2 separate regions of the Mus musculus genome follow, and region 2 is linked to region 1. Evidence: chromatin loops called from intact Hi-C (ENCODE). Cell type or tissue: left cerebral cortex. All regions are shown on one strand. Links, peaks and the distances in the headings refer to the core of each region. The heading gives the core; the rest is flanking DNA.

What was found. Hi-C counts contacts between places; a loop is a spot of excess contacts. Peaks named below come from ENCODE experiments on the same cell type or tissue, not always from the same donor. Only the 100,000 strongest peaks of a DNase experiment are listed, where the experiment ranks them.
Region 2: a loop joins it to region 1, with 8 times the contacts of the local background. A loop is called at or near these places in 21 of 42 quality-filtered maps.

The regions. Positions count from the first base shown.
Region 1 is chr1:7,209,528-7,212,441 of GRCm38, reverse strand. No RefSeq gene overlaps it. Among named protein-coding and RNA genes, the nearest start is that of Gm23274, 55 kb to the left of the region's middle. In left cerebral cortex, for the core only: no CTCF peak of the experiment used is centred there; no DNase peak of the experiment used is centred there.
Region 2 is chr1:7,009,237-7,012,150 of GRCm38, reverse strand. No RefSeq gene overlaps it. Among named protein-coding and RNA genes, the nearest start is that of Pcmtd1, 78 kb to the left of the region's middle. In left cerebral cortex, for the core only: a CTCF peak has its summit at 1,797 (motif pointing left); a DNase peak (open chromatin) is centred at 1,792.

The sequences.
Region 1 (2,914 bases), core at 100-2,599:
TCAAGAGGAGGAAAGTGAACATCAATCCACCCAAAAAACCTTCAACCCAAAATTTGTCTTGCCTACTATATGTGCACGGATAAAGATGGACCAGAGACTAAGGAAACAGCCAAACAATGACGGTCCCAACCTGATACCCAACCCATGTAAGAGAGACAACCCTAGACAATATTAAGGATACTCTGCTATGCTTGCAGACAGAAGCCTAGCATAACTGTATCTTGAGAGGCTTCATCCAGCAGCAAATGGAGGCAGATGCAGAGACCCACAGCCAAACATCAGGCAGAATCCAAAGAGTCTTGTGGAAGACTGAGGAATAGAAGTGAGCAAGCCAGTGGGGTGAAAGACACCATAAGAATACTCACATAGTCAACTAACCTGGGACCATCAAAGCTCACAAATCCTGGGCCACCAAGTAAGGAGCATGCAGTAGCTGTTCCTAGATCCCCTATACATTTGTAACAAATGCACAGTTTGGTCTTCATGTGGATTACCTGACAAGTGGATTGGGGCTATCTTTGTCTCTGTTCCCTGCAATTGAATTCTTTTCCCCCTACTTGGACTGTCTGGTTGGGCCTCAGTGGAAGAGGGTGTGCCTATTCCTGATGGGACTAGATGTCCTAGGATGAGATGATACTCAAGGGGGTCTCCCCATCTCTGAGGGGGAAGGGGTGGTGGAGAGAGGGATTTGTAAGGGTGGGACTGGGAAGAGATGAGGGAGGGGCTGTGATTGTAAAAGCAATCAATCAATAAGATGGGTACAATAAATAAATAAAATAGAAAAGATACAAGGAATAACCCTGTGTTAGGATGAGGTGTTTAACTAGACATGTTAATTAATTAAACCAAATGGCTTTTTGTTGCTGGACTTTAATACTTTAATATCTGGACATCAGTAATCAGCATCAGGAGGAGTGATTGGCCAAATAAGGGAATAGACCTTGGGGACTAGCTTCAGGAATGTAGTCTAATAGTTTTCAGTAAGGCAGAGGGAACTGAAATGGCTAAGAAAGTATAGTCTGTGAGGGTAGACTAGAATGTAGATTCTGAGAAAAGAGCTGGGGCTGATACTGGAATTTTGGAGTAGTCTGTGGCTGATGTGTAATCTGTGAAGACAGATAAACTAGAGACACAGGTAAAGTGAAGGAGTTTAGAAAAATGTTTCTTGAATGTACATTTGAAACTGTTGGTCTTCGTAGTTCGGAAGAGGAGTCCCAAGACTATGGGAATGAGGAAAGGACTAGAGAAATGCCTAGAGATCCCAGGCAAGGGGAGGGGGGAAGGGAGGGCAGATCCAACCATTAGGAATAATCTATGCAAGAAAACTTAAACTGTTAGTTGGAAGGAATATTTATCTAGAATGTTTTTGAGAGTTCTTGAGGGGAGTCAGAAGAATGGACATTGGCTATGCAGAGTTAATTGGGGGAACAACTGTTATATCTGCTTGTGTTGGAGAGAATTCAATCTGAGAAGTTTTTGGTACATCAGAATAGTCTTTTGGGAGGTATTTATGTGGGTTCTGAGATTGAGATTCTTTTAGGAATATGGATGATTAAGGAGACTCTAGGCAAACTGTGAGAGGGATGGATGATCTATCACAGGGTTTCTGGGATTGTAAAGGTTGAAGACAACTTGGCTTTGGTTCCCAAAGATGGACTGTGGTTGTCAATGTGACAAGTTATCCATAGTGGAGCATTGACAACTGGGGTATCAGCAGCAAGAGTGATAGTTAGTAATGGAGAGCTTTGAAAAGAGGTGCAAGGAAGCACTAGAAGGCAGTGAAGGAAGGAGTGAGTAAGTAGAGTTTGTTGGATGACCTTCATTCAAGTCAGGGTTTGGCCATGAGAGTGTGTCAGAGAGGACATGGCTTGGGTTTGAAAGACCCCCATTTCTGGGGAGACTCTTGCTCAAGTCCCGCGATGAGCCAATGCCCCAATAACTTGAGAGAAACCGTTCTTGATGCAATATCACATGAGGTTTAATTGGGTATCAGCATGCTGAGGCTGAGCGTAACCCACACAGGGGCAGAGGAGATCGACCCCCATCAGTTGCAGTCGAGGGTTTTTAACGACTAAATGATAAAGTGAGAGAAGGATAGGATCACAAAGAATGGGGAAGCTGGGTAAACATCATAAAAATGGGGATGGTGAGGTACAGCTCATCTCTCACGCTGAAGGCAAAAGGACAAAGAACTCCATGCTGGGCTTCATTTCTAGGGGTCTAAGAAACACATTGCATTGGGGTCTTACAGGTTTAGCTATGTTTTGTAATTGGGAGTGTAGGACTTATTCAGCCTTTGTTGTCTAAGGACATCTGGATAATTAATGAATTCAGGGGAGTCATTTGGTGGTGGATGTTTGGCAATCATTTAGCCAAGGAAAAGTAGTCGTGTAGGCAGAGAGATGAGACTTGTGGGGAATGAGTGACCTTGAGGGAATGGGAGCCAGAGGGTGTGGAGAGGATCTTGTATTGGAGGAGAGTTGGTTATGTTCTTATCTGGGTTATCTGGCTAAGGTATTCTGGAGCAAAGGAAAAAGTGAAGTGTAAAATTGGGGTGGTGGTTTGGTGGACTGTAGCATCGGCATGATTATTGTCTTTACTGATAATGGAGTCTAGCATCACTGACAGGAAGGGGCTGCCATCCATATGAAAAGTGTAAGCAGATGAAGCTAAAGGATTCTCTTGTGTATGAGAGGGTTGGGGTTGGAAGTCTTTGATAATTTTTCAACACGAGTGTAGAGGATCTGGGGAACACTAAGGCAAAAAAAGTAAGTGTAGAGGGCAAACAGGTGAGGAATGTGAGTATAAATGTTCAATAAGGTGTGGAGGGATGGAATCTAAGACAGTGAAAGAGATTTAGGAGTTGAAGGAGATATTTGAGGGGCTAGATTGTGAGAGAGGATCCCAGAGTTTC
Region 2 (2,914 bases), core at 267-2,766, 200 kb after region 1:
ACAGGAATCCTATAAATTTAGACCAATCAAAGAATTTTACTTTCTCTAGCTATAATTATAAGATAAAAAAGCATTTTGTCATTTGCTAAACACAATAATCACGATTACAGAGAATTTTCTAGGAAAAAACCATCAGTTTATTTGCCTTAGAACCAAGAGGTTGCAGACTACTTTTCTTTAAAAACAGTTTTTCCAACAGTGGCTCCCCTGCTGTGCTTAATTCTTGGCTAAAGTGTGGGCCACTCTTGGGCTTTGCTGAACCAGCAGATAAAGTCTTAGCCATTTTTATTTTCCAACATGAAACACAGAACATTCAGTCATTCAGACAATGAAACAAAACACACATGAATTGACACATGAACGGATTGGTGCACCAGACATTAGACAACACAAAGAGGGCAGAGAACTTCTGCTGTAGGGGCCAGAGAGAATAACACAGGGCGTTCCCCAATTTCTCTCTGTCTCTGGGAGAGTTTCAAAATCCATTTTCTACTATTTTATTTAATTTTACTATTTTAAACCCTATTCCTCTCACCTGAAGCAGCTCTTGAAAGCTGCAGACAACCACCTGTTTGGGAGTTTCTAGTTCCAGATTTCGCTGTCAAACCTAAGTGGAACCAGCGCTGGGTCAGCACTGTTCCAACTTAGTCCATATCCTATCGCACCTCCAGCAACACTTTAAAAAATGACGTTTAAAACCAGTGCTAGTATAAATACCTGTTGCTCACTGTGCCCGATATGATCTTCTTATTCTTTCCTTCTTGTGGAGCTCCACACAAGACAGCGATCCCTCAGTGTTTTCCTGCTGTTTCCAGGTCCCTGTTTCTGGCACCAATCTGTAGTAAGCCAGCCCGCAGCCGGGTATTTCTGGACGGTAGGCTGGCATTGAAAGAGACTTAGACTGCAAGAAAAGAATGATGAAGCCAAGACAAATTTTCTCTGATCAAGGCCTACGAGTTTACTAAGAGACTGTGCTTAGAAGGGGGGGAAGGCCCATCTCCCCCACCCCCCACCAGTCCATTCTTGGTGCTTTGAGCCAGCCTGTAGGTGACATGCAGGATAGGATGTGTCTCTGGAATGTCTCAAGGGTCTCTCTGCAGGTAGCAGAGTCTTGGAGAAGAGCAGTGATAGTTGACGTAACAATATAGCCATCTAAGTCAGAAGGCTACACCCCAGGTGATCTCATATTCAGTGGCAGCAAAGTCTGAATCAGCCCGCTTCAAGGCTGGGGTAGGCTACATATAGGTGGTTTATGATCCTCAAGAAGCCTCCGATTCCATCTTTACCTAAATTCAAGGGCTTGCTGAGTATTCTTAAAGATTTGGAAATGATGACTGTCAGGTTCCAAAAGAAAGTTGGAACAAATGGCTATTACCATACCAGAGTGGATGCTGGCATCTGGGTTTACTCAGTAGCAGTGGCTCCTCTCTGCACTTTCCACTCCCAGTCTACCCTAAACTCCCCCAGCCCAGGGGTTTCTCTTCCTTTACTCCAGCTTTTGATCCTATAAAACCCTGCTGGTTTTGGCCATGCTCTTCCACATGTTTCTTCTTTTTCCTTTGGCTCCTCTCCTTGTTCCTTTGTCTGCTCTTGGTTCTCTTAGTCCTCACCTCCTGGCTTTTGGTGTCTTCTCTTGCTCTCTCACCCCCACCCCCACCCATTTCCGGATTCCTCTGCCTCTATTCTCCCTCATATGTCCAATACAAACCTTCTCAACCATATCTTGAAGTGTGCAACTCCTCTTTTTATTCAACAACATTATATGAAGCAAGAGACCCACTGCCATCTTGTGGCATGCACTGCAAATTCAGGGATAGTAGTGAAGGAAATAAAGTCTTGTTGGTTTGCAAATAGGGTGACAGAGTCCAGGATCCTTGAAAATTCACCCTGGAGCTGAGGAATACCTTGAGCTCCTGATTCTCCTGTTTTCACAGCCCAACTGGACAGGTTCTTTCTTTCTTTCCTTCTTTCTCTCTCTCTCTCTCTCTCTCTCTCTCTCTTTCTTTCTTTCTTTCTTTCTTTCTTTTTTTCTTTTTCCCCTTTTTTGTTTTGTTTTTTGAGACAGGGTTTCTCTGTGTAGCCCTGACTGTCCTGGATCTCACTTTGTAGACCAGTCTGGCCTCGATCTCAGAAATCCACCTGCCTCTGCCTCCTGAGTGATATGGGTTTTTTTCTATGTGTGTGTTTAGTTTATGGTTGTTGTTGTTACTATTATTAATAATAATTATTATTTTAGTTCTTTATTTTCTAAAAATTAAGTAGAAATTTAATTTATGCACAGGTTGTGGGATAATGCTTTTATTTTGTTTAAACATTCTTTCATTTTTATTTATTTTGTGTGTGTTTGCAGGTAGAGGAGCTCTGGGGATAGCTTCAATGCCTCTGGTGCCACACACTTATTTTGAGACAGATTTTTCTCACTGGCTTAGAACTCACCAATGAGGCTAGGCTGGCTGGTTAGTGAGTCTGGGGACCTACCTGTCTCTACCTTTTCAGAGCTGGGATTGCAAGCACTGGGGGCCATGCCAAGCTTCTATTGTTATTAGCACATCTAGCTTTAAAAAATGGGTTTTTACATCAAACTCAAATTCTTGTACTTTCAAAAAAAAAAAACAAAACACTTTACTGACTGAGCTATCTCAATGAGTTTCAAAGTGGCCCTGTTTATGGGAAATTATTTAAGCAGATAAATGAAAACAACTTTCTTTCTTAAAAAAAAGTTAAGTGTTTAGTTGCATATACATATGTATGTGTAGTACATGTATGTGTAATGTCCATACAGGCCAGAAGAGAGCATCCGATGCCCTGGAACTGCAACTACAGATGGTTGTGAGCTGCCACATGGGTGCTGCGAGTTGAACCCAGGTCCTTTGCAAGAGAGACAAATGCTCTTAACCATGGAACCTCCACAGAA